Regions from separate parts of the Homo sapiens genome. Here region 2 is linked to region 1. A link is a loop called in an ENCODE intact Hi-C map of the cell type or tissue named here. Cell type or tissue: dorsolateral prefrontal cortex. All regions are shown on one strand. Each heading gives the region's core, and the rest is flanking DNA. Links, peaks and the distances in the headings are about the cores only. Region 1 has its middle 20 kb from the start of FAM218A. Region 2 has its middle 21 kb from the start of TRIM61.

What was found. Peaks named below come from ENCODE experiments on the same cell type or tissue, not always from the same donor. Only the 100,000 strongest peaks of a DNase experiment are listed, where the experiment ranks them.
Region 2: a loop joins it to region 1, with 3 times the contacts of the local background. A loop is called at or near these places in 8 of 110 quality-filtered maps.

Annotation. Positions count from the first base shown.
Region 1 is chr4:164,934,622-164,940,003 of GRCh38, forward strand. It overlaps the pseudogene LOC391710. Among named protein-coding and RNA genes, the nearest start is that of FAM218A, 20 kb to the right of the region's middle. RefSeq lists enhancers at 1,062-1,191, 1,502-1,811, 1,852-1,901. In dorsolateral prefrontal cortex, for the core only: a CTCF peak has its summit at 3,107 (motif pointing right); a DNase peak (open chromatin) is centred at 3,112.
Region 2 is chr4:164,996,294-165,001,675 of GRCh38, forward strand. No RefSeq gene overlaps it. Among named protein-coding and RNA genes, the nearest start is that of TRIM61, 21 kb to the left of the region's middle. RefSeq lists enhancers at 1-727, 728-1,508, 5,042-5,382. In dorsolateral prefrontal cortex, for the core only: no CTCF peak of the experiment used is centred there; a DNase peak (open chromatin) is centred at 2,409; H3K4me3 peaks cover 1,220 bases; H3K27ac peaks cover 2,233 bases.

The sequences.
Region 1 (5,382 bases), core at 186-5,185:
AGGATTCTTCATTTAAAATCAGAGGGATCCCTGGTAAACTAATTAGAGGGAAATAATAAAGTCTATAAAGGTTTTCCAATGATGCATTTCAACAGATGCTTAGGTTCAATCATCATCTAGGTTACAGAGACAGAAAAGTCAACCAGTACCTTTTAATCTTTTGTGTTGTTTAGATTCTTTTGGTAAATTTTGCATTTTCAACTTGAAATTGCAAATTAGGAAGCTTCCTCCAGTTTTTTTGTTTTGTTTTGTTTTGGTGCTTTTTTTTTTGTCCTCTCCTTGAATCTAGAATTTGGTGTTATTTTTCTTTCTCTTTCTTCCCCATCTCCCTGACTTTTCATGTCTATTGTTTTTTATTCTTTTTTTTTTTTGGTAAACGTGCAATATACTTTAGGGGCTGTTCCTTTTCATGTTATTATGTTTTGAAGTTTCTGACTCCAGAAAACCTTCTATTAGTACCATCACAGTTCTATGGGCACTGGAGGGTTACAGAGTTTAGGAACCCTGGTTGTAAGTTTGGTTGAAATTGACCACTTCGGTGAGCCACAGGGGTCACTGGTTTCTCCCCATAATTCTTTTTCTTTTTCTTTTTCTTTTCTTTCTTTCTCTTTTTTTTTTTTTTTTTTTTTTGAAACAAAGTCACATTATGTTGCCCAGGCTGTTGTCAAGCTCCTGAGCTCAAGCGATCATTACAGGTGTGAGATACTGTTCCCAGCTATCTCCCTATAATTCTGAAGATCAGAATCTTTGTTGTAACAAAGGCCTAGACAGCAGCAGAAAGCAAAGATATTTCTAGGGTCCTAATTAGCCATCTGCTCTTATGAGTGTGAGCCTCAATAGCTATTGTTTAAATGTTTGTCTCCACAAACCTCTTGTATTATAAACAATCACCCATGTGATTCCACTGAGAGGTGGAACCTAATGAGAGGGGTTTAGGTCTCAAGGGCTCCCCCTCATGGATTCATGCCATGCTAAAAAAGAGCTTTCCAGGGTATATACACCCACTCTGCTCTCTTTTTCTTTTCTTTGAGATGGAGTCTTGCTCTGTCACCCAGGCTGGAGTGCAATGACACAATCTTGGCTCTGCCATCTCTGCCTCTGGAGTTCAAATGATCCTCCCACTTCAGCCTCCCGAGTAGGTGAGACTACAGCTGCATGCCATCATGCCCAGCTAAGTTTTGTACTTTTAGTCGAGATAGGGTTTTGCTGTAGCAGGACGAGCCACAGACAAAACCTCTCAGACACCGAGTTGTAGAAGGAAGGGCTTTATTCAGCTGGGAGCATCAGCAAGCTACTGCCTTAAAATCCGAGCTCCCCAAATGCCCAATTTCTATCCCTTTTAAGGGCTCACCACACTAAAGATTTCACATGAAAGGGTCGTGATTGATTTGAGCAAGCAAGGCAGTACGTGACAGGGGCTGCATGCACCGGTGGTCAGAGAGAACCAGAACAGGGCAGGGAGTTTCACAACGTTCTTCTATACAATGTCTGGAATCTATAAATAACATCAGTTTCTAAGTTATGAGTTGATTTTTAACTACTGGGTTTAGGCCAGGCAGGCCCAGGCCTGGTTTTGGGCCTGGCCTCGGGTTGCCTGTCTTTGGTTTTACTTCCTTGTTGTTTTTTCTTAAAACAGGTACTGAGTATAAAACAATATAAAACAATATGAGAGGGTCTCTCTCTTCCCTAATTGCCATTTTGGCCAAGCTGGTCTTCAACTCCTGGCCTCAAGTGATCTGCCTGCCTAGGCCTCCCAAAGTGCTGAGATTACAGGCATGAGCCACTGCACTCAGCAGCTCCACCTCTGCTCTTTAGCCATGTCAGGAACAGCGTTTCTCCCTCCAGAGGCTGCAGCATTGAAGGCACCATCTTGGAAGCAGAGACCAGGCACTCACCTGACACCAAACCTGTCACTGCCTTGATCTTGAGCTTCCCAACTTCCAGAACGGTGAGAAATTAATTTCTCTTCTTTATAGATTACCAAATCTCAGGCATTCTCTCAAATCAGAACAAAATGGATTAACATAAGTAATTGTAATTTTCAACTAATGCTCAATCTCCAAATAGTGACTTCTTGCTTCACACAAGTGACCACCAAATGAGCCCGTATATGGCACAGGATACAATTTTTCCCCTATGTGCTCTATAGAACAGGCACCAGTTTGGAGGTGAGACACACGAACAATTGGTCACAAATTAGAGTTCCCCCTGAACTTACATCAGTCACAGCTTATGTTAGAATCTAGAAACACACCATGGAAAATTTAGGAAAGGCAGTGATTCTTATAGTTAAGATAAGGGATACCTCTTTTACCTTCATTTTATGATTAGTAATGTCACTAAGGTAATAGAGGGCTCTTCATTTAAAATCAGAGGGATCCCTGGTTACCTAATTGGAGGCAAAGGATTAAGTCTGCGAAGGTTTTCCAATTGATGCATTTCAACAGATGTTGAAGTTCAGTCACCATCCAGGTTACAGAAACAGAAAAGTCAATTAGCACCTTTTAAGCTTTTGTGTTGTACAGATTCTTTTGGTGAATTTTGCATATTCAACTGGTAATTGCAAATTAGGAATTTCTGTTGCAGTTTTTGTTGTTGTTCCTCTCCTTGAATCTGTGATTTGGTTTTATTTTTCTTTTTATTCCCTGTCTCTCTGACGTTCATGTCCATTGTTTTTTATTCTTTTTTTTTTTTTTTTGGAGACATTCAATACATTTTAGGGGTTATTCCTTTTAATGTGATTATGCTTTGACAATACATAATAATTTAACGTGATTATTGTCTAGGACAATACTGATTGTAACAGCTTGTGAAGAAGGTTCAATAGAGAAATAAGGCATAAACTTTTCTGTAAACTTATCAGTGGAATTATACACAGAGGATCTGTTTTTTAAATTATAAAAGACACAGCAATATGTCTGGACGGAGATGCACCACTCAAGGAGACAGTAAAAGGGACCTGAGTCCATGTTCCTATACTTAACTAACAAAATATTATCTAAATTACTGACCTAGGTCAGAGAATTCTCTCAAAGAGTCTCAGCCAAACTCAGTAAAAGCAGCACAAAGCAGCTGAGCTGAAAGTGCAGGCTCATCATGTGGCACAGAGCCAGTGAGCAAAGCAAAGCTAGAACAGCAATTCCCTGAAGGTGGCAGCCAACATCTGGATAATCCTGCTCACAATGGCCTTTGAAGGGGTCAGTTTGCATAGATAGTTTGCATTGAAGGGGTCAGTTTGCACCCTCCCTGACAACTGGTTCAGTGTTGAGACTGCTGATGCCACACAATCCAAGATTGTATGAAATGGACTCCTACTCCTGTAATGAGGTTTATGAGGAGAGAAGGGTGTCTACAGAGTTGATGCAAAAGTGACTTGAGAAAGCAGGGAAAGGAGACTGGTTTGGGGTTGTGATGGTGGTCATGGGTGGGGCTGCTGAAAGGGTCCTGCACTACCAGAGGCTTGCTAGGTCTGAACCTCCCACCTACACCAACAGAGGGAGCACCCAGGCTTTCTCATCAGCTTGTCCAGGGAGGGCAGAAGGGAAGAGAGAAGAGTGAGTCCCCCAATAATATCAGCAGTCAAACATAAACATGGAATCAGAACTTTTATTACAAATGCCCTCCAAGAACACAGGAAGAAAATATAGCTACATACAAAGGGTGCTCTAAGTAGTTCATCATTGGTCTATGACAATGTGATTGTAACAGCTTGTGAAGAAGGTGCAATAGAGAAATAAGGCATAAGCTTTTCTGTAAACTTACCAGTGAAAGTATACACATATGATCTGGTATTTAAATTATAAAAGGAAACTTCTCCCAACTCATAGTCCAGAAAAATGCCAACTTGCAGGACTTCTGTGTTCCTTGTACTGCATGAACTACGGAATGGCTGAATTTGCCAGCACCCCATCTGTGGAGTTGGTGATGTAAGACCATCTCTGGGAAACATTTCTTTACACACACCAAGGAACCATGTACCTTTGCTCTCACTTCTACTTGCCAAAAGTGTCTCCCAGCATCAAATCCCTCACAGCTTCAGACAGCTGGGTAAAAACTAAATGACTGAAGATTATCAGTAAAGTGTGGGTTCATCATTCTAAATATCACACTTTCTGTCTCTTGAGATAATAAGACTAGGGTGGGCTGTTTCTGGATCTAGTGTCAAATCTTCCTGAAATGGGCTCATCATTTTTTTCAGGCCAAAATAAGGTGGAGAGAGACTCAAACTCTCCTTCCTTGATTCCTATGAGAAGACTGCAGGGGTTTTCAGGTGGTCATATGTGTTGTAGCTGTTCTCAATACCTGTCAGCATATCCAGGTCTGCCTGAAAACTCTTCTCTGTTACTTCATTTAAGAGATTCTGTAGGCTGGGCGCGGTGGCTCACGCCTGTAATCCAAGCACTTTGGGAGGCAGAGGCGGGCAGATCATGAGGTCAGGAGATCGAGACCAGCCTGGCTAACACAGTGAAACCCCGTCTCTACTAAAAATACCAAAAATTAGCCGGGCAGGGTGGCGGGCGCCTATAGTCCCAGCTACTCGGGAGGCTGAGGCAGGAGAATGGCGTGAACCCTGGAGGCGGAGCTTGCAGTGAGCCAAGATTGAGCCACTGCACTCCAGCCTGGGCGACATAGCGAGACTCCGTCTCAAAAAAAAAAAAAAAAAAAAAAACAGATTCTGTAGTGTGGATAAGTGGCCTGAAATTTGTCTTTGGTTTTCAGTGAGTTTTTCTTTAGCATCCTTCTCTTCAATAAGTAGCCTGGCATGAATTACAGCTCGTTCCTTTACCAAGAAAGACTTAATTTCTTTAAATTCAAATTGTAATTCCTTCCTCCATGTTGCCATCTTCCTTTTCACATTAAGTGATCTCAAAATTGGGACTTCACACCGCATCTTGGCATGTTCAGTTTCCTTCTTTAGTGGCTTAATGTAGCTTTTGAGCTTCCTTCTGTGTGTAGCTGCAGCTTGCTCAATGGGCAACAAGGGATGATCCTGATGGTCAGAGGAGACCTTGCACTGGGGACACAATAGCTCCAGGTCCTTCTCACAGAGCAGGACTAGACCCTGACTGTGCTTCTCACAGAGGGGCTCCTCTTCCTGCCATTCCCTCTTGCTCGTCACGGTGAGAAGCTGCTGAACCATATCAGTCATGTGGCGCAACTGGGTGTTTGCTCCTGAGGTTCTCATCAGGGCAGTGACGGAGGCAGACAGGACAGGGGAGGACATCCTGTAAGTCTTCCCAGCACTGGTGGATGCAGGAGCGACAGAAGTTGTGCCCACAGTGAGTGGTGACTGGGTCCTTCATGTAATCCAGGCACATGGGGCAGCTGGCCTCTGCTTGGAGCTCAGCCAGAGAGGCTGCAAAGGCCATGGTGCAGGGAGGG
Region 2 (5,382 bases), core at 133-5,132, 62 kb after region 1:
GCAATACTACTCTTTAAGGCATTGAGATGTTTATGTGTATACATATCTAAAGCACAGCACTTAATTCTTTACCTTGTTCAAGATGCAGAGACCTTTGTTCATGTGTTTATCTGCTGACCTTCTCTCCACTATTATCCTATGACCCTGCCACATCACCCTCTCCGAGAAACACCCAAGAATGATCAATAAATACTAACGGAACTCAGAGGCCGAGGTGGGATCCTCTATATGCTGAATGCTGGTCCCCTGGGCCCCCTTATTTCTTTCTCTATACTTTGTCTATGTGTCTTTTTCTTTTTCAAGTCTCTCATTCCACCTAACGAGAAACACCCACAGGTGTGGAGGGGCAACCTACCCCTTCATCTGGTGCCCAAGGCTTTTCTCTAGGGTGAAGGTACGCTCGAGTGTGGTCATTGAGGACAAGTCGACGAAGAGATCCTGAGTACGTCTACAGTCAGCCTTACGGTAAGCTTGTGCACTCGGAAGAAGCCAGGGTAACAATGGGGCAAACTAAAAGTAAATATGCCTCTTATCCCAGCTTTATTAAAATTCTTTTAAAAAGAGGGGGAGTTAGAGTATCTACAAAAAATCTAATCAAGCTATTTCAAACAATAGAACAATTTTGCCCATGGTTTCCAGAACAAGGAACTTTAGATCTAAAAGACTGGAAAAAAATTGGCAAAGAACTAAAACGAGCAGGTAGGGAGGGTAAAATCATCCCACTTACATTATGGAATGATTGGGCCATTATTAAAGCATTTTTAGAACCATTTCAAACAGAAGAAGATAGCATTTCAGTTTCTGATGCCCCTGGAAGTGGTGTAATAGATTGTAAAGAAGAGACAGGGAGAAAATCCCAGAAAAAAATGGAAAGTTTACATTGTGCGAATATGTAGCAGAGCCGGTAATGGCTCAGTCAATGCAAAATGTTGACTATAAACAATTACAGGAGGTGATATATCCTGAAACGTTAAAATTAGAAGAAAAAGGTCCAGAATTAGTGAGGCCATCAGAGTCCAAACCACGAGAGCCAAGTCCTTTTCTAGCAGGTCAGATGCCCATAACATTACAACCTCAAACGCAGGTTAGAGAAAATAAGACCCAACCACCAGTAGCTTATCAATACTGGCCACTGGCTGAACTTCAGTATCAGCCACCCCCAGAAAGTCAGTATGGACATCCAGGAATGCTGCCAGCACTACAGAATAGGGTGCCACACCCTCAGCCGCCCACTTTGAGACTTAATCCTATGGCACCACCTAGTAGACAGGGTAGTGCATTACATAAAATTATTGTCAAGAAAATTATAGTCAAGAAAGCAAGGAGATACTGAGGTGTGGCAATTCCCAGTAATGTTGGAACTGATGCCACCTGGAGAAGGGGCCCAAGAGGGAGAGCCTCCCACAGTTGAGGCCAGATACAAGTCTTTTTCTATAAAAATGCTAAAAGATAGGAAAGACGGAGTCAAACAGTATGGACCCAACTCCCCTTACATGAGGACATTATTAGATTCCATTGCTCATGGACATAGACTCATTCCTTATGATTGGGAGATTCTGGCAAAATCGTCTTTCTCACCCTCTCAATTTGTACAATTTAAGACTTGGTGGATTGATAGGACACAAGAACAGGTCCGAAGAAATAGGGCTGCCAATCCTCCAGTTAACATAGATGCAGATCAACTATTAGGAACAGGTCACAATTGGAGCACTGTTAATCAACAAGCAGTAATGCAAAATGAGGCCATTGAGCAAGTTAGAGCTATTTGCCTTAGAGACTGGGAAAAATTCCAAGACCCAGGAACCGCCTACCCCTCATTTAATACAATAAGACAAGGCTCTAAAGAGCCCTACCCTGATTTGTGGCAAGGCTCCAAGATGCTGCTCAAAAGTCAATTGCCGATGAAAATGCCCAAAAAGTCATAGTGGAATTGATGGCATACGAAAACGCCAATCCTGAGTGTCAATCAGCCATTAAGCCATTAAAAGGAAAGTTTCCCGCCGAATCAGATGTAATCTCAGACTATGTAAAAGTCTGTCATGGAATTGGAGGAGCTATGCATAAAGCTATGCTTATGGCTCAAGCAATAGCGGGAGTTGCTTTAGGAGGGCAAGTTAGAACATTTGGAGGGAAATGTTATAATTGTGGTCAAATTGGCCATTTAAAAAAGAATTGCCCAGTCTCAAATAAACAGAATATAACTATTCAAGCTACTACAACAACAGGTAAAGAGCCACCTGACTTATGTCCAAGATGTAAAAAAGGAAAACACTGGGCTAGTCAATGTCGTTCTAAATTTGATAGAAATGGGCACGAGCAAAGGGGCCAGCCTCAGGCCCTGCAACAAACTGGGGCATTCCCAATTCAGCCCTTTGTTCCTCAGGGTTTTCAGGGACAACAACACCCACTGTCCCAAGCACCTCAGGAAATAAGCCAGTTACCACAATACAACAATTGTCCCCTGCCACAAGCAGCAGTGCAGCAGTAGATTTATGTACTATGCAAGCAGTTTGTCTGTTTCCAGGGTAGCCCCCACAAAAAATCCCCACAGGGGTATATGGCCCACTGCCTGAGGGGACTATAGGACTAATCTTAGGAAGATCAAGTCTAAATCTAAAGGGCATTCAAATTCATACTGGTATGGTTGATTCAGACTATAAAGGCAAAATTCAATTGGTTATTAGCTCTTCAATTCCTTGGAGTGCTAGTCCAGGAGACAGGAATGCTCATTTATTACTCCTGCCTTATGTTAAGGTTGGAAATAGTGAGATAAAAAGAACAGCAGGGTTTGGAAACACAGATCTGACAGGAAAGGCTGCATATTGGGCAAGTCGGGTCTCAGAGAACAGACCTGTGCGTAAGGCCATTATTCAAGGAAAACAGTTTGAAGGGTTAGTAAACACTGGAGCAGATGTCTCCATCATTGCTTTAAATCAGTGGCCAAAAAATTGGCCTAAACAAAAGGCTGTTACAGGACTTGTCAGCATAGGCACAGCCTCAGAAGTGTATCACAGTACTATGATTTTACATTGTTCAGGGCCAGATAATCAAGAAAGTACTTCACATGTTAAAAAAACATTTATTATCTTGTCTCGCTGTAATGGGAGTTCCAGAAAAAATCAAAACTGACAATGGCCGGGTGTGGTGGCTCACGCCTGTAATCCCAGCACTTTGGGAGGCTGAGGCAGGCAGATCACCTGAGGTCAGGAGTTCGAGACCAGCCTCAACGTGGAGAAACCCCGTCTCTACTAAAAATACAAAATTAGACAGGCATGGTGGTGCATGCCTGTAATCCTAGCTACTCAGGAGGCTGAGGCAGGAGAATTGCTTGAACCTGGGAGGTGGAGGTTGCAGTGAGCCAAGCTCGCGCCATTGCACTCCAGCCTGGGCAACAAGAGCGAAACTCCATCTCAAAAAAAAAAAAAAAAAAAAAAAAAAAAACTGACAATGGACCAGGATATTGTAGTAAAGCTTTCCAAAAATTCTTAAATCAGTGGAAAATTTCACATACAACAAGAATTCTCTATAATTCCCAAGGACAGCCCATAGTTGAAAGAACTAATAGAACACTCAAAACTCAATTAGTTAAACAAAAAGAAGGGGGAGACAGTAAGGAATGTACCACTCCTCAGATGCAACTTAATCTAGCACTCTATACTTTAAATTTTTTAAACATTTATAGAAATCAGACTACTACTTCTGCAGGACAACATCTTACTGGTAAAAAGAACAGCCCACATGAAGAAAAACTGATTTGGTGGAAAGATAATAAACATAAGACATGGGAAATAGGGAAGGTGGTGATGTGGGGGAGAGGTTTTGCTTGTATTTCACCAGGAGAAAATCAGCTTCCTGTTTGGATACCCACTAGACATTTGAAGTTCTACAATGAACCCATCAGAGATGCAAAGAAAATCGCCTCCACGGAGATGGAAACACCAGCCACATGGATGGATAATCCTATTGAAGTATATGTTAATGATAGAGTATGGGTACCTGGCCCCACAGATGATTGTTGCCCTGCCAAACCTGAGGAAGAAGGGATGATGATAAATATTTCCACTGGGTATCGTTATTCTCCTATATTTGCCTAGGGAGAGCACCAGGATGTTTAATGCCTGCAGTCCAAAGTTGGTTGGTAGAAGTACCTACTGTCAGTCCCGTCAGTAGATTCACTTAACACATGGTAAGCGGGATGCCACTCAGGTAAATTATTTACAAGACTTTTCTTATCAAAGATCATTAAAATTTAGACCTAAAGGGAAACCTTGCCGCAAGGAAATTCCCAAAGGATCAAAAGACACAGAAGTTTTAGTTTGGGAAGAATGTGTGGCCAATAGTGCCGTGATATTACAAAACAATGAATTCGGAACTATTATAGATTGGGCACCTCGAGGTCAATTCTACCACAATTGCACAGGACAAACTCAGTCGTGTCCAAGTGCACAAGTTGAGTCCAGCTGTTGACAGCGACTTAACAGAAAGTTTAGACAAACATAAGCATAAAAAATAACAGTCTTTCTACCCTTGGGAATGGGGAGAAGAAGGAATCTCTACCCCAAGACCAAAAATAATAAGTCCTGTTTCTGGTCCTGAACATCCAGAATTAGGGAGGCTTACTGTGGCCTCATACCTCATAGAATTTGGTCTGGAAATCAAACTTTAGAAACGAGATTGTAAGCCATTTTATACTATCGACCTAAATTCCAGTCTAACAGTTCCTTTACAAAGTTGTGTAAAGCCCCCTTATATGCTAGTTGTAGGAAATATAGTTATTAAACCAGACTCAAACTATAACCTCTGAAAATTGCAGATTGTTTACTTGCATTGATTTGACTTTTAATTGGCAGCACCATATTCTGCTGATGAGAGCAAGAGAAGGCGTGTGGATCCCTGTGTCCATGGACCTACCGTGAGAGGCCTCACCATCCGTCCATATTTTGACTGAAGTATTAAAATGTGTTTTTAAATAGATCTAAAATATTCACTTTTACTTTAATTACAGTGATTATGGGATTAATTGCAGTCACAGCTACGGCTGCTGTGGCAGGAGTTGCATTGCACTCTTCTGTTCAGTCAGTAAACTTTGTTCATGATTGGCAAAAAATTCTACAAGATTGTGGAATTCACAATCTGGTATTGATCAAAAATTGGCAAATCAAATTAATGATCTTAGACAAACTGTCATTTGGATGGGAGACAGGCTCATGAGCTTAGAACATCGTTTCCAGTTACAATGTGACTGGAATATGTCAGAGTTTTGTATTACACCCCAAATTTATAATGAGTCTGAGCATCACTGGGACATGGTTAGAGCATCACTGGGACATGGTTAGACGCCATCTACAGGGGAGAGAAAATAATCTCACTTTAGACATTTCC